Regions from separate parts of the Homo sapiens genome. Here regions 2, 3 and 4 are each linked to region 1. A link is a contact called in ENCODE Hi-C or POLR2A ChIA-PET data. All regions are on one chromosome and are shown on one strand. Each heading gives the region's core, a stretch centred on a gene start or an enhancer-like site at or near the end of the contact. The rest is flanking DNA. Distances are from core to core; before and after follow the strand shown.

The links. A loop is a pair of places that touch in the nucleus more often than their neighbours do. ChIA-PET counts read pairs that join two places held with the same protein, here RNA polymerase II (POLR2A). Pooled maps may share reads with other maps.
Region 2: a loop to region 1 is called in a pooled map, with 7 times the contacts of the local background. The contact joins the promoter of KEAP1 here to the promoter of DNMT1 in region 1. A Hi-C loop is called at or near these places in 1 of 37 single-sample maps with no recorded cell type and 8 of 50 pooled maps. POLR2A ChIA-PET finds 5 or more read pairs at or near these places in 2 of 52 experiments (CD8-positive, alpha-beta memory T cell and activated CD4-positive, alpha-beta T cell).
Region 3: a pooled map shows a loop between it and region 1 (3-fold over the local background). The contact joins the promoter of QTRT1 here to the promoter of DNMT1 in region 1. A Hi-C loop is called at or near these places in 6 of 50 pooled maps. POLR2A ChIA-PET finds 5 or more read pairs at or near these places in 2 of 52 experiments (B cell and Panc1).
Region 4: a loop to region 1 is called in a pooled map, with 12 times the contacts of the local background. The contact joins the promoter of ILF3 here to the promoter of DNMT1 in region 1. A Hi-C loop is called at or near these places in 2 of 37 single-sample maps with no recorded cell type and 9 of 50 pooled maps.

Annotation. Positions count from the first base shown.
Region 1 is chr19:10,193,245-10,197,831 of GRCh38, forward strand. DNMT1 (DNA methyltransferase 1) reads right to left here and starts at 1,709. Exons shown (of 41, transcript NM_001130823.3): 1 at 1,576-1,709. The coding sequence starts at 1,655. RefSeq lists a silencer at 1,413-1,652 and an enhancer at 1,913-2,142.
Region 2 is chr19:10,501,939-10,506,498 of GRCh38, forward strand. KEAP1 (kelch like ECH associated protein 1) reads right to left here and starts at 1,418. Exons shown (of 6, transcript NM_203500.2): 1 at 1,303-1,418. RefSeq lists enhancers at 1-153, 130-685 and silencers at 524-803, 814-1,433.
Region 3 is chr19:10,700,108-10,704,242 of GRCh38, forward strand. QTRT1 (queuine tRNA-ribosyltransferase catalytic subunit 1) reads left to right here and starts at 1,332. Exons shown (of 10, transcript NM_031209.3): 1 at 1,332-1,596; 2 at 1,843-1,911; 3 at 2,009-2,147. The coding sequence starts at 1,354. RefSeq lists enhancers at 1,049-1,797, 1,276-1,365, 2,126-2,315 and a silencer at 1,586-1,645.
Region 4 is chr19:10,651,679-10,656,349 of GRCh38, forward strand. ILF3 (interleukin enhancer binding factor 3) reads left to right here and starts at 2,668. Exons shown (of 20, transcript NM_017620.3): 1 at 2,668-2,809. ILF3-DT (ILF3 divergent transcript) reads right to left here and starts at 2,194. Exons shown (of 1, transcript NR_024333.1): 1 at 184-2,194. RefSeq lists enhancers at 676-1,178, 1,179-1,680, 1,546-1,715, 1,956-2,425 and silencers at 2,516-2,755, 2,836-2,995.

The DNA.
Region 1 (4,587 bases), core at 459-2,958:
AGCTACTCAGGAGGCTGAGGATCCCTTAAGCCCAGGAGTTCAAGGCTACAGTGAGTTATAATTGTGCCAGGGCACTCCAGCCTGGACAACAGAGTGAGACCCATCTCTAAAAATAAAAAGTGTTTCTTTTTTTGAGACAGGGTCTCACTCTGTCACCCAGGCTGGAGTGCAATAGCGCGATCTCAGCTCGCTACACACAGCCTCAACCTCTGGGGCTCAAGTGATACTCCCACCTTAGTCTGTTGAGTAGTTGGGACCACAGGCGCACGGCACTACTCCAGGCTAATTTTTGTATTTTTAGTAGACATGGGGTTTTGCCTTGTTGCCCAGGCTGGTCTCAAACTCCTGGCTCAAGAGATTCGTCCGCCACTGCCTCCCAAATTGCTGGGATTACAGGCATAAGCCACAGCACCCAGCCTTCAAAAAAAAAAAAAAAAAGAAAAGAAAAAAAGCGGGGGTTGAACCAAATATCCATCCCTCCCCAAAGACCCAAATCAGAACCGGACTGGCCCAACCAGGTCAGTTAACAAGCCTAAGGAAATAGAAAAATGGCAAAGAGTGCTTTCACAAATCCAGCTGGAAGTGTCCACGCCTGGTGAGGGTTCCTCTGACTCACGCACACCTCACTTGAACAAGTTTTCAGGAATGAACTGATGGCGTTCATGAACAAGGGGCTGGGACCAGTGCTCCCACTGATCCTTGTGCACGGAAGTTGGACAGAGGCATGAACTGCTAAAGCCAGGGCCTCCAACATTAGACACACACTAAAGAACACACCCATGAACACACACAAACACACACGAAAGTGTAGCCAGTTCTCATTAGCAAGACTTCCCTGATGCCCACGGCTCACAGGCACAGATTTACAGGAAAAGACCAACCATGCAGCCTTCACGCTTCCCGGGCCCTGCGCTGCAATGCACGGTTAAAGTTCCTGCCAAAACATGGACTTTCCCAAGGAGCAAGAACCACACAGTCCCAACTGACAGAATGAGTACCCCACGGAAGGCTGGGCTCTCGAACATGAGCCAGCCCAGCCCAGGCCCCGACGGGTGACATCCGTCTCTGGAGGCCGCCATCGAGATGCACAGCTTTGGGGGAAAGGCACTGAGGGACCCCCCACCACAGAAGCGCCCCCGGGGACCGGGCCGGACACCGGAAGTGGAGGCCGAAGTGCCGGTGCCCGAGGGGTGTCCGTTGGCCGCGGGCTGCCCACTTCCTGTGCGACCAAGCTGGAGTCAAGAGCCCGGCCCACCGCTGCTTGAAGAAGGGGACCCCGGAAACGAACCCAAAGCTTGCTGTATTTGGGGATCAAAAGAGAACCCCCACCCCGCCTAGTTTCTAGCCACCAGGGAGCTACGGGGGAATCCACGGTCCATTTTGGCGCCAAACAGCCCGGGCACGCGCGACCGGAAGTGCCACCCTGCCCGCGCCAACTGCCGCTGCGCGCCGCACCACCCCACGCATGCGCGCCCGTCTGTCAGCAGCGGCCACCGGCCACCCCGAGGGGAAGCGACCCCCCACCCAGCGCCCTGCCTGTCCCCCTGAGTCCGTGTTCCCCCCCATGGTACCTACCGCCTGCGGACATCGTCGGGCAGCGAGATGGCCGGGACGGCCAGTGTGGGCACCCGGGCTGGGGCGGTACGCGCCGGCATCTCGGAGGCTTCAGCAGACGCGGCGGCGGCAGCGCAGGCGCCCCGGCTTTTCGCGCGGAAACCGATGGGGAGGGGCGATGAGCGGAGGCGGCGTCTACCACCCCAGTCCGGGCGTGGGGGAGGAGGGGATGTACCAAACGGAGAGAGGCGATACCCTGTGCAGAAGGATGGAACGGAGCCGGCCATGCCCAGGGAACACGCATGCGCAAGGCGGGCACACACCCCCCCCACGCGGAGCAGTGGGCTCGTCCAAGCTCCACGGTTTGCTGGGAGGTGGGCACGGTGCCCGAGGCATTCATTCATTCATTCTTTCAGGTGTGATGGGGATAAAGCAGCGAGAAGCCCCCAAGGGTTTGTGAGAGCCCTTGAGTAAAGTCCTCAGTTCCAATCCAACCTCCATCTATTTGCTGGCTATACGACCTTAGGTGGGTCACTACGGCTCAGCCTCTGTGTCCTCATCTGTAAAACGGGGTAATTGCACCTACTCTAGAAAATCTTGAGTATACACAGAATTTGTAGCTAGTACCAAGAATCTCACAGTGTATAGAGGCCCATGCCACTTCTATACCCAGTGTGTGGGGGGTTTTTTGTTGCCTTTTTTAAGCACCACGTGGCTCACGCCTGTCATCCCAGCACTTTGGGAGGCCAGGGTGGGAGGATCGCTTGAGCCCAGGAGTTTTAGACCAGCCTAGGTAACATAGAGAAACTGCATCTCAAAAAAAAAAAAAAAGAAAGAAAGAAAGAAAGAAAAAAAGAAAAACAAAAATTAGCTAGTCGTTGTGGCATGTGCCCATAGTCCAAACTACTCCAGAGGTTGAGGCAGGAAGATCACTTGAACCGGAGAGGCAGAGGTTGCAGTGAGCCATGATTGTACCACTACATTCCAGCCTGGGAGACAGAGCAAGACCTTGTCTCAAAAAAATAAAAATAAAAAGTAAGAATAAATTAAGAAGCACCATGTCAGGCGCAGTGGCTCACGCCTGTAATCCCAGTGCTTTGAGAGGCCCAGGTGGGAGGATCGCTTGAGGTTAGGAGTTCAAGACCAGCCTGAGCAACATAGGGATACCCCATCTCTACAAAAAATACAAAGATTTGCTGGGCATGGTGACACACACCTGTAATCCTAGCTACTTGGGAGGCTGAGGTGGGAGGATGGCTTGAACCCTGGCAGTGTAGGCTGCAATGAGCCATGATTGGGCCACTGGACTCCTGCCTGGGCGACAGGGTAAGACCCTGCCTCACTCTGTCACCCCGGCTGGCGTGCAGTGGTGAGATCTTGGCTCACTGCAACCTCTGCCTCCCAGGTTCAAGCGATTCTCATGCCTCAGCCTCCCTAGTAGGCTGGGATTACAGGCGTACTCCACCACGCCTGGCTAATTTTTGTATCTTCGGTGGTAGAGACAGGGTTTCACCATGTTGGCCAGGCTAGTCTGGGACTCCTAGCCTCAAGCAGTCCACTTGCCTCAGCCTCCCAAAGTGCTGGGATTATAGGCCTAAGCCACCGTAACCAGCCAGAATTTTTTTTTTTTTTAAAGCACCAGAACATGGGGGAAAGATTGTGTCTTTAACAAATGGTGCTGAGAAAACTGTATAACCACATACAAAAGAATGAAGTTGGACCCTTACCTTACACCATATACAAAAACACAAAACTTATTAAAGATTAAACATAAGACCTGAAACTATAGTGCTCCTAGAAGAAAACATGGGGAAAAGCTTCATGACAATGGATTTGGCAATGATTTCTTGGATATGACAGCAAAACACAGGCAACAAGACAAAAGATAGACAAATGGGTTTGCAACAAACTTAAGGATAGCTATACAGCAAAAGAAATGACCAACAGTGAAAAGGCAACCTACAGAATGGGGAAAAAAAAAGTTTGCAAACTGTATTATCTGGTAAAGGGTTAATATCCGGAATATATGAAAAATTACAGCCAGGCATGGTGGTTCATGCTTGTGATCCCTGCACTTTGGGAGGCCCGGGTAGGCAGATCACTTGAGCCCGGTAGTTTTAGACCAGCCTGAGCAACATGGCAAAACCTCGTCTCTACCAAAAAAAGAAGAAAAAAATTATATAAAAAATAAATTACTACCCGTCAGGCTTGGTGGCTCACGCCTGTAATCCCAGCACTTTGAGAGGCCAAGGCGGGTGGATCACCTGAGGTCAAGAGTTTGAGACCAGCCTGGCCAACATGGTGAAACCCTGTCTCTCCTCAAAATATAAAAATTTGCTGGGCATGGTGGTGTGCCTGTAATCCCAGCTACTCGGAAGGCTGAGGCAGGAGAATCACTTGAACCTGGGATGCGGAGGTTGCAGTGAGCCGAGATTGCACCATTGCGCTCCAGCCTGCGCAACAAGAGAGAAACTCTGTCTCAAATAAAAATTTAAAAAATAATAAATTTCTACAATGCAACAACAAAAACTCGATTTACAAATGAGCAAATGGGCTGGGTGCGGTGGCTCACACCTGTGATCCCAGCACTTTGGGAGGCCCAGGCGGCAGGCGGATCACGCGGTCAGGAGATCGAGACCATCCTGGCTAACGTGGTGAAACCCCATCTCTACTAAAAATACAAAAAATTAGCCAGGCGTGGTGGCAGTCGCCTGTAGTCTCAGCTAATCAGGAGGCTGAGGCAGGAGAATGGTGTGAACCCAGGAGGTGGAGCTTGCAGCAAGCCGAGATTGCACCACTGCACTCCATCCAGCCTGGGCAACAGAGCGAGACTCCGTCTCAAAAACAAACAAAAAGAGCAAATGATTTGAATACATACTTTCCCAAAGGAGATATGCAAATAGAAAACAGGCATATGAAAAGATGCTCAACATCACTGGTCATCAGGGAAATGCAAATCAAAACCACAATGAAATATCCCTAAGACCCCTTAGAATGGCCACTGTCAAATAATAAGTGTTGGTGAAGATGTGG
Region 2 (4,560 bases), core at 168-2,667, 310 kb after region 1:
CAAAGTCTCCTCTTCCCTGTTTTATTGTCATCACTGCGCTTGTCAGGAACTGAAATGACCTCCTTTGCTTGTCTGTTGATCGACTGTCTCTCGTCCCCGGCCCCAGCGCCTCAAATGGCAGGGAGACCTATGTAGGTCGGCGTCGGGCCAACCCTCTCCTGTGCCTCTCGCCTGGGGCCTGGCACTGCGCAGGGGTCAATAAACGGGTGGTTGGCTAACTGCCCTGCCACCGTGCCTGCCAGAGCGGCCTCCTCCACCCTCCCTGGGTGCCACTCGGCCCCCACTCTGGTGCCAAGGCCCTGGGTTTGCCTCTTGGTCTTTGGCCAATCGGTCAACAATGCCCCTTGGGCACCGGGCACTTCCCCCACCCTACAAAGCGGCAAGTGGGCGACTGCGCATGCCCCTCCTGAGCCTCCACCAGGCCCAGTGAGGCGAGGAAGTGACCCCACCGCGGCCTCTCGGCTGCCAACCCCAGAACGCAGATCGAGCCCCTCAACGCCTCGGAGCCCCCGGGCCTCCTTCTGCGCAGCGCCTCCTGGTTCTCTCGCTCGGTTTCCGCCGCTCCCGGGCCACCCCAAGAGTTGCGCCGTCCAACAAAAATATCCACCCAGGTCGCGCCCTCCTGGCCCTCCGAGTCCTGGCGGGGAACTCGGAGGCGCCCTGGGCCGTGGCGCCCGTTTTCCTGGTCTCCGGGCACGGCCGCAGGGGCGCTCGCGGCCCGCGATGCCCGCAGCCCGGGCACATCCCGCCTCACTCACCCCGCCATGGCCGCGCTCCGGCTCCGCCTCCACCGCCCGAGCCCCGGCGCCTCCATCGCTGCGCGTGGGGGAGGCGCGGAGCGCGCGCAGGTCACCATGACTAAGCAGAGCCGGGCGCCCGCCGTGTCACAATAAAAGTCCCCGGGCCCTGGCCTCAGGCGGTAGGGACCGCTGAGGGGCCGCTCCCCACCCCCGCCCACGCCTGCTGTCGCCCAGCTGCGCGGCCACCACGGCGCCCAGCATGGCGGCGGGGCGGGGGCACGCGACCCTGAGCGCGCTTAGCCGCGTGGTCCGAGTCGCGGGGAGTCTGAACCCCGAGTTCCAGGCCTGCGCGCCCCGGCCCGCACCAGGGGTGGGGTGGACACCCCTCCCCGTCGCTGCTGCCCAAGCGCTCACCTCAGCCCCCAGGTCGCCTCCGTAGGGGGTCCCTCGGGGTGGGGATGGCCGGGGCGCGCAGGGGCTCCGGGCACAGTGATGCCACCCGCGCACTGCGCTTCCGGGAAGCCGGGGGACCGCGACCCAGTCCAGGAGATTCCTGCCTTACCTTGGCTGTAGGGGACCCGCGGGCGCCTCCGCCGTCGGGGGGCCTCGGCTCCAGGGCTGCGTGGCCTGCGGGGTCTTGGTTGTCGGTTGGGGAGCGGCCTCGGGACGCCCGAAAAGGAGGCGGGGAGAGGGCGGAAAGGGCGCGGCGGGAAAGGAGCGGCGATTCTCCCGCCCTTCCCGCAGGTGCCCGGCGCCCGTCGGCGAGGAGTGGGGCATCGGGCGGGGGCGCACAGCCAGGCCCCCCTTCTCACTGTCCCTTCCATCTCCCGATTTCGTTGCTGGATGTCTCCTCGCGGGGCTGCGCGCCACCATCTGCTATTCTCCTTTTAACAACGCACAGCGCCGGCCTCGTGGTCCGGCGGCCGCAGGATCTAGGGAAAATTATCTACCTCGCTAGGTTTTCTTTTCTTTTCTTTTCTTTCTTTCTTTCTTTTTTTTTTTCCTTTAGAGACAAGGTCTCGCTCTGATCTGCACGCCCAGGCTGGAGTGCAGTGGCGCAATCGCGGCTCACTGCAGCCTTGAGCTCCTGGCCTCAAGCGATCCTCCCACCTCAGCCTCCTGAGTAGCTGGGACCACAGACAGGCGCCACCACACCCGGCTAATTTTTAGTTTTTGTTTGTTTGTTTGTTTTTCTGTAGAGATGGGGTCTCGCAATGTTGCCCAGGCTGGTCTTGAACACCTGGGTTTAAGAGATCCTGACTCCATTGGCCTCCCAAAGTTCTGGGATTATAGGTGTGAGGCGCTGTGCCCAGGCCTCAGGTTTTCCTTGTCTTTTTTTTTTTTTTTTTTTTTTAATTGAGACAGAGTCTCTCACTGTCACCTGGGCTGGAGTGCAGTAGCTCGATCTTGGCTCACTGCAACCTCCGCCTCCCGGGTTCAAAAAATTCTGCCTCAGCCTCCCGAGTAGCTGGGATTACAGGCGCCCGCCATCATACCCAGCTAATTTTTTGTATTTTTAGTACAGATGGGGTTTCACCATGTTGGCCAGGATGGTCTCAAACCCCTGACCTCATGATCCGCCCGCCTCGGCCTCCCAAAGTGTTGGGATTACAGGCGTGAGCCACCGCGCCCGGCCTTCCTTGTCTTTATTTTTGATTTACTTCCTATCAAGAGGCGTGTGGCACCCGTCTTTGGGGGGTTCAAACCCTGGATCTGCCTCTTACCAGCTCAGTGCCCGTGGGCGCTTACTTAGTTCTCTATGGTTCAGTTTCCTCTCTATAAAAAGTAATAATATAATAGCACCTACCTACCAGATTATCATTAAGACTAAATGCGGGGCCGGGCGCGGTGACTCACACCTGTAATCCCAGCATTTTGGGAGGCCGAGGCAGGCGGATCACGAGGTCGGGAGATCGAGACCATCCTGGCTAACATGATAAAACCCCGTCTCTACTAAAAATACAAAAAATTAGCCGGGCGTGGTGGCGGGCGCCTGTAGTCCCAGGTACACAGGAGGCTGAGGCAGGAGAATGGCGTGAACCCGGGAGGCGGAGCGTGCAGTGAGCCAAGATCACCGCACTGCACTCCAGCCTGCGCCACAGAGCGAGGCTCTGACTCAAAAAAATAAATAAGTAAATAAAAAATAAAAATATTAAATGCGAATGCTGGCTCCCAAGAGACAGAAACCATTGCTATTTTTCATGACTGGGGATACTGATTTGTCATGCACACCGTTTATCATGTAACGTTAACTTTTAAATAAATGTATGTAAGTTTATTTTAAAGAATTCATCTAGGCTGGGTGCGGTGGCTCACATCTGTAATCCCAGCACTTTGGGAGCCGAGGTGGGTGGATCACGAGATCAGGAGTTCAAGACCAGCCTGGCCAACATGGTGAAACCCCCATCTCTACTAAAAATACAAAAATTAACCGGGCGTGGTGGCGGGCGCCTGTAATCCCCAGCTACTCGGGAGGCTGAGGCAGAGAATTGCTTGAACCCGGGAGGCAGAGGTTGCAGTGAGCAGAGATCGCGCCACCACACTCCAGCCTGTGCAACAGAGTGAGACTCTGTCTCAAAAAAAAAAAAAAAAAAAGAAAAAAAAAGAATTCATCTAAATTTCATCCAAATTATAATTATTTTTAAAAGATAGAGAGGCCAGGCGCAGTGGCTCATGCTTGTAATCCTAGCACTTTGGTAGGCCAAGACGGGTGGATCACCTGAGGTTAGGAGTTCGAGACCGGCCTGACCAATATGGTGAGACCGCCGTCTCTACTAAATACAAAAAATTAACCGGGTGTGGTGGTGGGTAAGTGAAGGTTGCAGTGAGCCGAAATCCTGCCATTGCACTCCAGCCTGAGCAACAGCGCGAGACTACGTCTCGAAAGGAAAAGAAAAAAAAAAAAGATAGATGGGATTTCGCCATGTAAGTGAATAATAAATGGAAACTCTAGGCCCCTGGAGCCTCCAGGGTGAATTTGAAAGATTGAACGTCCTGGCTCAGGGTCTGGAAGGAATCACGTGTAGGGCTACGTTGGAGTTACCCCGCTACCCCAAATCCTTGTTGCGTGTAGATGCAGTTCCAGACAGCTCCTCAGGGGGGCGGCCTAGATAGTCCGTGAACACGCTGAGTGGCCGAGGTTGTAACCAGCGCCTTCCTGGCACGTTGCAGAAAACAACCTCTCTAATATCTCTCAAAATCAAACCTACAGGTCCAGTGAGCCAGGTGCTTGTAGAGATTTATCCAAGGTGCACTCGCACACATACAGGAGGAAGCATGTGCACACATTCATTGCATTATAATGCATATCATGGCAAAAGGACTGGATCCCATTCACATGTCCCTCTGTAGAGCCCTGGCTTAATCAGTGGTGGCACATCCTTGCTAAGAAATACTATGCAGCCAGTTAAAAGGAGCAGTACATTTACTGTATGGATATGTACCTAGATCTTCTATTTTTTCTTTTCTCTTTTTCTTTTTCGATTTTCATTTATTTATTTATTTATTTATTTATTTATTTTTGAGACGGAGTCTCGCACTGTCACCCGGGTTGGTGTGCAGTGGTGTGATCTTGGCTTGCTGCAACCTCTGCATCCCGGGTTCAAGCGATTCTTCTACCTCAGCCTCCCAAGTAGCTAGGATTACAGGTGCCTGCCACCATACCCAGCTAATTTTTTGTATTTTTAGTACAGACAGCGTTTCATCATGTTGGTCAGGCTGGTCTTGAACTCCTGACCTCGTGATCCTCCCGCCTCGTCTTCCCAAAGTGCTGGGATTACCGACGTGAGCCACTGCACCCAGACTCTTTTTTTATTTTATT
Region 3 (4,135 bases), core at 82-2,581, 510 kb after region 1:
CTCAAGTGATCCTCCTGCCTCAGCTTCTTGAGTAGCTGAGACTACAGGGGCGTGCCACCACACCATGTTAATGTTTTTGTTTTGATTTTGTTTTTGTTTTTGTTTTTTAGATGAAGTCTCGCTTTGTCGCCCAGGCTGGAGTGCAGTGGCGCAATCGTGGCTCGACCTCCGCCTCCCGGGTTCAAGCGATTCTCCTGCCTCAGCCTCCCGAATAGCTGGGACTACAGGCACGCACCCCCACGCCCGGCTAATTTTTGTATTTTTTTAGTAGAGACGGGGTTTCACCATACTGGCCAGGCTGGTCTTGAACTCCTGACATCGTGATCCGCCCGCCTTGGCCTCCCAAAGTGCTGGGATTACAGGCGTGAGCCACCGTGCCTGGCTCACAACCTGTTAATTTTTTAATTTTTAAAACTTTTTTTTCTTTTTGACACAGAGTTTTGCTCCTGTTACCCAGGCTGGGGTGCAATGGCACGATCTCGGCTCACTGCAAACTCCGCCTCCCAGGTTCAAGCAATTATCCTGCCTCAGCCTTCGGAGTAGCTGGGATTACAGGCATGCACCACCATGCCTGGCTAATTTTGTATTTTTAGTAGAGACGGGGTTTCTCCACATTGGTCAGGCTGGTCTCGAACTCCCAACATCAGGTCATCCGCCCGCCTCAGCCTCTCAAAGCGCTGGGATTACAGGCGTGAGCCACCGCACCCAGCCACACCAGCTTAATTTTTTTTTTTTTTTTTTTTTTGAGATGGAGTCTCGCTCTGTCACCCAGGCTGGAGTGCAGTGGCACGATCTCGGCTCACTGCAAGCTCTGCCTCCCAGGTTCACGCCATTCTCCTGCCTCGGCCTCCGGAGTAGCTGGGACTACAGGTGCCTGCCACTGCGCCCGGCTAATTTTTTGTATTTTTAGTAGAGACGGGGTTTCACTGTGTTAGCCAGGATGGTCTCCATCCCATGACCTCGTGATCCTCCCTCCTCGGCCTCCCAAAGTGCTGGGATTACAGGCGTGAGCCACCACCCCCGGCCCTTTATTCAATCTTTACAAAGTCTTTATGCCGAGATGCTGTAATTCGCCACATTTTATCCAAGAGAAAATTATGGCTAAGAGAGTCTCTGATTGTAGCTCGAAAGTGCTAGGGATGGGATTCGTTCCCAGTTCAATTCTGATTCTTCGCTTTAGCGTGTTGTGGGTAGGAGTTAAATGGGCCCCCAGCCAGGACCAGGGGTTCAAATCCGTTGCCATGGTCCCCCGACGCTTTCCCGGGCTCCAGAACGGATCGCGTGGTCACGTGACAGCGGCCAACATGGCGCCGCCCACTGTGTGGTACGGCCCACGTGGTTCCGACAGTCAAGATGGCGGGAGCAGCTACCCAGGCTTCCCTGGAGTCGGCCCCACGGATCATGCGGCTGGTGGCCGAATGCAGCCGCTCCAGGGCCCGGGCAGGCGAGCTGTGGCTGCCGCATGGGACAGTGGCCACTCCTGTGTTCATGCCAGTGGGCACGCAGGCCACCATGAAGGGCATCACGACCGAACAGCTGGACGCTCTGGGTTGCCGCATCTGCCTGGGCAATACCTACCATCTGGGTCTAAGGCCGGTGGGTGGGCTCTGCCCGCGCGGGGAGGCGGCGAGGCGGCGAGGCGTGGGGAGCCATGGAGCGTCCTCCAGGCCCGGACACTCCTCCCAAAGTCAATCGACCAGCTGTATTGAGCGCCCCCAATGACCAGGCCTTGTACTGGGCGTGAAAGAGCAGCAGGGACTAAAGCTGGCCAGATCTGTCTCCCAAGAAGGGCCCCCAGGGACGCGGTCACCCCTAACCTGACACTTTCTTCCATCAACCCAGGGACCCGAGCTGATCCAGAAAGCCAACGGTCTCCACGGCTTCATGAATTGGCCTCATAATCTGCTAACGGTGAGCTGAGGAGAGAGCCGACGTTCTAGGGCCCTTCTCTGGAGTGAAGGGTCCCCATCTCCACCCCCTGACAGCTTTGCGGTGGGGTTTCCCTTAGGACAGCGGCGGTTTCCAGATGGTGTCGCTGGTGTCTCTGTCCGAGGTGACGGAGGAGGGCGTCCGCTTCCGCTCCCCCTACGACGGCAATGAGACCCTGCTGAGCCCGGAGAAATCCGTGCAGATCCAGAATGCGCTGGGTGAGAGGACCCTGGGGAGCCGCCTCCTTACCCTGTCTGTCAGGGGGTGAAGTTTACACGGGGCCTGTTTTTTAGCTGTTGTGTGGCTTTGAGCAGGTCACTCCTCGCTGAGCTTCAGTTGAACCAACTCAAAGCGGGGGTAAATAGTAGCAGGTCTTTGGTAGAATTGTTGACAAGTACATATGAGATGATGTCAGTAAATCTCCATCCCAGCCATGTAGTAGCTTAAGTATTATTATTGCAGTTTTTCTCTCATTAGCAAATTAAGACTGGACGTGGAAGCTCATGCCTGTAATCCCAGCAATTTGGGAAACTGAGGCGGGAAGATCACTTGAGGCCGGGAGTTGGAGACCAGCTTGGGCAATACAGGGAGACCCTGTCTCTACCAAAATAAAAAATAAAAAATAAAAAAAACAAATTAATTGGACAAATATCTGTTGAAATAATGGTGGCAACAAGAGGATTGGGGAGGCTTTAGGCTTCTCCCATATCCTCAATATCCTTCTTTTTTTTTTTTTTTTTTTTTTTTTTTGAGACAGAATTTTGCTCTTGTTGCCCAGGCTGGAGTGCAATTTTGCGATCTGAGCTCACTGCAACCTCTGCCTCCCGGGTTCAAGTGATTCTCCTGACTCAGCCTCCCGAGTAGCTGGGATTACAGGTGTGCGCCACCACACCTGGCTAATTTTGTATTTTTAGTAGAGACAGGGTTTCTCCATGTTGGTTAGGCTACTCTCAAACTCCTGAGCTCAGGTGATCCGCCTGCCTCGGCCTCCCAGAGTGCTGGGATTCCAGGCGTGAGCCACCACACCTGGCTTTTTTTTTTTTTTTTTTTTTTTGAGACAGAGTCGCCCAGGCTGGAGTGCAATGGTGTGATATCCAGTCACTGCAACCTCCACCTCCTGGGTTCAAGTGATTCTCCTGCCTCAGCCTGCTGAGTAGCTGGGATTACAACTGCTTGCCACCATGCCCAGCTAATTTTTGTATTTTTTGTAGAGACGGGTTTCACTATGTTGGCAAGGCTGGTCTCAAACTCCGGACCTCAGGTGATCCACCTGCTTCGGCCTCGCAGAGTGCTGGGATTATAGGTGTGAGCCACCACGCCTGGCCCAATATCCCCATTTCTTGATAAAGAACCATGGCAACACAGGGTCAAAACCCCTCTTCCCCTCATCATTCTAATAGATTGATGCTGTAGGGAGGAAGAAATATTTTTTCTTCTTAGATTCATGGCTGAAGCCCCTATAACAAAAACCCTTATAAGAAAAGAAGCCACGTGCTGGGTGCGGTGGCCACGCCTGTAATCCCAGCACTTTGGGAGGCGGAGGCGCGATCATGACTCACTGCAACAGCTGCCTCCTGGTTCAAGCAATTCGCCTGCCTTAGCCTCCCAAGTAGCTGGGATTACAGGTGCCCGCTACCACACCCAGCTAATTTTTGTATTTTCAGTAGAGATGGGGTTTCACCATGTTGGCCAGGCTGGTTACGAACTCCTGACCTCAAGTGATCTGCCCATCTTGGTCCCCCAAAGTGCTGGGATTACAGGTATGAGCCACTGTGCCCGGCCTATAAGTTTATTTTTTTATGTTTATTTATTTTTATGTATTATTTTGAGACAGAGTCTCACTCTGTCACCCAGGCTAGAGTACAGTGGCACAATCTCAGGTCACTGCAACCTCTGCCTCCTGGCCTCAAGCAATTCTCCTGCCTCAGCCTCCCAAGTAGCTGGGATTACAGGTGCATGCCACCACGCCCAGCTAGTTTTTTGTATTTTTAGTAGAGACAGGGTTTCGCCATGTTGGCCAGGCTGGTCTTGAACTCCTGACCTCAAGCGATCTGCCCGCCTTGGCCTCCCAAAGTGCTGGGATTACAGGTGTGAGCCACCATGCCCGGCCAAATATTTTTTGTAGAGATTAGAGTCTCACTACATTATCTGGGCTGGTCTTGAACTCCTGGCTACAAACAGTCCTTTGCCTTGACCATTCAAAGTG
Region 4 (4,671 bases), core at 1,418-3,917, 460 kb after region 1:
CGCTCAGCTAATTTTTGTAGAGACTGGGTTTTGCCATGTTGCTCAAGCTGGCCTCAAACTCCTGGGCTTAAGGGATCCTCCAGCCTCGGCCTCCCAAAGTGTGGGGATTACAGGCGTGAGCCACCATGCCCGGCTAGGCACTCATTTCTGTAATTGTTGCAGGAAACAAAGGACCAGAGAGACTGACACGGGAAACAGGAGGATTTATTTAGATGTACACCGGCTCAGTGGATTTGTATCTGAAAAGCTGACCATTGAACAAAGACTGAGTGTGGTTTTTATAGGCAAACTTACAGAAGCAAAACAAAAGCAGTTAATGATACAGTCACAGGTCATGTAATCTATAGCATAACTGCTGACTTAGCATAACTTGTGGCTTTGCACAGCTGTTGGCCTTGCAGCTGTGTCAAAAGAAAAACAGAGTCTACAAATCTTACTAAATACAACCATTGGCAAACAGTCATATTTAATGGTTCAGAAAAGGAGAGACAGTAAAGGAATTTTTCTTTTCAACTTTGCTCCGGAGGAGGCTGTCTGGAGCCCATTCCTTTGGCCTCGACTTTTCAGTGTTATAACTGTCCTTGAAGTAAGCTGGCTAAGCAGAGGAAAACTTGTTCTTGTTTTCTTTTTAACCCTTACCCCCTGCCACATAATCACATCTTTACACTTCTTTTTTTTTTTTTTTTTTTTTTTTAAGATGGGAAGTCGGAGTCTCGCTCTGTCGCCCAGGCTGGAGTGCAGTGGTGCCATCTCGGCTCATTGTAACCTCTGCCTCCCAGGTTCAAGTGATTCAAGCCATTCTTGTGCCTCTGCCTCCTGAGTAGCTGGGATTATAGGCGCACACCACCACACCTGGCGAATTTTTTTTTTTTTTTTTTTTTGAGGCTGAGTCTCACTCTATCGCCCAGGCTGGAGTGCAATGGAGCAATCTCGGCTCACTGCAACCTCCGCCTCCTGGGTTCAAGCGATCCTCCTGTCTCAGCTTCCTGATTAGCTGGGATTACAGGCGCCCTCCACCACACCCAGTTAATTTTTCTATTTTTAGTGGAGACGGTGTTTCACCATGTTGGCCAGGCTGGTCTCAAACTCCTGACCTCAAGTGATCCGCCCACCTCAGCTTCCCAAAGTGCTGGGATTACAAGCGTGAGCCACCACGCCCAGCCAGGAAACCCATTTTCAACACCTCCTTGCTCTTTTTTTTTTCTGAGACAGAGTCTCGCTCTGTCGCCCAGACTGGAGTGCAGTGGCGCAATCTCGGCTCACTGCAACCTCCGCCTGCCAGGTCAAACAATTCTCCTGCCTCAGCCTCCCAAGTAGGTGGGACTACAGGCATGTGCCACCACACCCGGCTAATTTTCTTTTGTATTTTTAGTAGAGACGGGGTTTCACCATGCTGGCCAGGCTGGTCTCGAACTCCTGACCTCGTGATCCGCCCGCCTCGGCCTCCCAAAGTGCTGGGATTACAAACGTGAGCCACCGCGCCTGGCCTTCCTTGCTCTTCTTGCTCCAAATCCTGGGAACGTCTGAATCAACAGGCGGACATCTGTCAAACCTTCCTAGCAACTACGCCTGCGGATGGCCAACCTGACCCTGGAAGACAGTGGGGTTTAGTTAAGCACAGATTGTACATCGGGGGCCTCATAAGGCGCCTGGAAGCATTCAAGAACACCACGCTTGTAAGGACAAAGCACTCGGTCACGGGCGCCTTTACTTCGGAGCTCCGCGCTGCTGCTGGACGAGCGTCCGTTGAGTCCCAGCCCCAATTTTTCCAGGAAATGGCGGTGAGCCCTCTAGTGAGATATTTTTTGGCCTGGGCCTCAGTTTCTCCATCTGTCAATGGGGGAAGGGGAAGGCGGGCTAGAGGACCCCGACCAGGTCGGCTGCAGCCTTCGGAAGCTACGGCCCAGGGACGCCACACCAAGGCAGGTCTGCGGGACGAAAGAACCCAAGAACCCGGGCGCGCATTGGCGCCGGTCCCGGGCTCAAGGGGCAGCAACGAGGAGACGCTGGACCTGGCCGTTCCTCGCACACATCTCTAACCTTCTGTGCCTCTCAAGGGAGATGGGGTGAGCATAGCCACCTCCACTGGAGCCCGAAAATCCCCGGCCGAGATACCGCCACTAAAAAGGTACACATGCGTCAAAGCCTCTCGGAGCCATTTCCGCTAACGTACTCAGGGCGACGGGCGTAAGATGGCGGCCGCGCAGGCGCAAAATGTCGCAGCCGTAGGGAGGCTCCGCCTCTGACGCTTGCCTTGCATCACGTGGTAATGGCCGCTCAAAAAACGCCTTAGCGAAAACCAGAGCGTGCCCTCGTCACGTGATGGAGGACTCCCAGTACGGCAAAGGGAAGGCGCCAAAAGTTGTCAGATGGCGAAGGAAACCGCGAAATTCGCCATTGTCACATGATGGAGCAACCTATCGAAAGCGGAGGGAAAGGTGCCGAAGTCACGTGACTACGCACGCAAACACTCCCGCTTGCACCACGTGCAACTCACGCCCACCCCCTCAGCCCCCCCCTTATCTCTTTTCGCCCCTCCCTCCCATTTGGGTTGGGCCTGCGTCGAGGCGCAACGCGGCGTCAAAGGGGGCGGGGCTTCAGCCGGTCACGTGTTCCCGCACCTCCCCGGCGCGCGCCTGCCCGCCCGCCCGCTCGCCCCCGGTCCGGACTCCTCCTCCTCCTCTTCTCGCCATTGCAGTTGGACCCAGCAGCCCGGCGCGCACCGCGTGGCTTTTGGGGGCAGACCCCGGCGGGCTGTGGCAGGAGGGCGGCGGCGGCGGCTGCGGTCGAAGAAGGGGACGCCGACAAGGTAAGCGTCAATGTGGCGGCGGCCGGGCCCGCTCCCGCCTCTGCCCCTCCCCCCGCCCGCCCTCAGTGAGATCCCCACTGAGGGTTCGCGGTGACAAGGCTGGAGGGATCCCACGCTCGCCGCCTCCGCCCGGTTCCCTCATCCCGGCGCCTGGCCCGTTCCTCCCTTGCCGGCCTCGCTCCCGCGCTCGGCCGTTAACTCTCTTCCATTGTGCGGAGGAAACAAAATGGCGGCTGCGGCGGCGGCGAGGACTCGGTGCGCGCGCAGCCGCTCCCCCCCGCACGCGGCCCCTCGGCCGGCGGCGGCGCCACGCGCGGGGGGGTGCGCGCGCACCGGGCCCCCGGCTGCCGCCTCCCCGCGGCTGGGCTTTTGTCTGTTGCGGGGGTCCTGGGGACGCGCGCACGTGCTTGGAGCACACACCCCCTCGGGTCCCGAGTTCCGCGGCGGGGCGACCCCCCTTCCTCACTCCTTCCCTACCCCCTCCTCCTCTTTGTCCCGGTCCCGCCCCCGATTCCAGGAGAGTCCCAGGTTCCCGAGGCGGGAAAAGTCGCCTCCTTTGTCCTCACAGGTCGCGGAGAGGCGGACCCCCTCCTTGGAAGCCCCTTCCCACGCGGATTGCTGAGGAAGCCTTTGTGGGTTCGTCGGGTTTCCAAATCTCTGGTCAGCCAGGCCTCTCTCAGATCAGGGTCAAAACTTGAGAGGGTTTCAGCTTTTTCTTTAGTTAGTTTGTTTTCATTGTTGAATGTTTTTCCAGATTGTTAGTATTTGCCTTCTCTAGACCGGCAATCTACTTGGGTGCAAGCCTGGGCCCCGAAACGTGGATGCTTAAAACCCATTTCTACCTTTATTTTCTCAAGTAGTTGAACGATTGAGATTCTCGAGGTTACTCATGAGGTTCTGCCCCAGTTAATTCACCGCCTGGATGAATTATTTGGGGTGTACGGCGGTCTGCATGCTCCTCCCCCAGTTCAGTGGCCAAATTTGAGGAGAATGAGGGATCTCTTCTCCACATTTCCAACATTGTTTGCCAGTTGCTGCTTAGGTGACATGGATCAGCAACGAAGCGTCGGTTTCAGTGGTTTCTTTTTCTGGACTCCGGTAATTCACTGCTGCTGAATCTTTTTCAAGATTTTGCTCTCTTTAAAATGAGTGGTGTGATGGCATATTTGTGGTCCACATGGAATCGCGAGGTGCCATCCGAAGTTAGGATTCAAATTTAGGACTTTAAGCTCTCTTTTCCTCAGGTATTTGTGGATGGGAATCTCCATGGATTGCTCAGAGTGCTGCCACTGTCCCTTGTGCGTGATGCTTTGTGTGTGGTCTCGTGGGATGTAGTTACAGTAGCCGCCCAGACTGTGAATGAAGTGTGGGAACCAGGGCCTCATTCACAGCTGGAAAGCAGGAGGAGGCCGCAGGACATTGGCAGGTGCTCCTCTCCCTGTTCCGTGGTGCTGGGGCCCCTTGCTTATGTGGGTGGCTCTTGGTCCCTGGGATTTGTGAATGGAGTCTGCAGGCCCCAGTGTTGTCTGGAATATTCTTTAGTTCAGATTGGAGGCTAGCAATGACTGCCAGGCTTGGCCTTGCCGCCACTGGGCGCTATTTATCACTCTCCCTATCTTCCTGGAGCTTAGCCGAGTCTTCCTGGAGCTGAGAGGTGCCTAATTGTTTGTGGTTTTTCTGATTGAACTTGTTTGGTGCCTCTAGGCAAAAATTCCTTTGGCTCCTTCTAGTATTTTCAGGGTCTTGAAGGCCCATATTCCTGAGCATGAGGAATCTAAGTCTGTTATTTTTTCCTAAATTTTCATGTTAAATACCACGTTGACAAAGGACAGCTGCTAATATTTTGATCACACAGATACAGA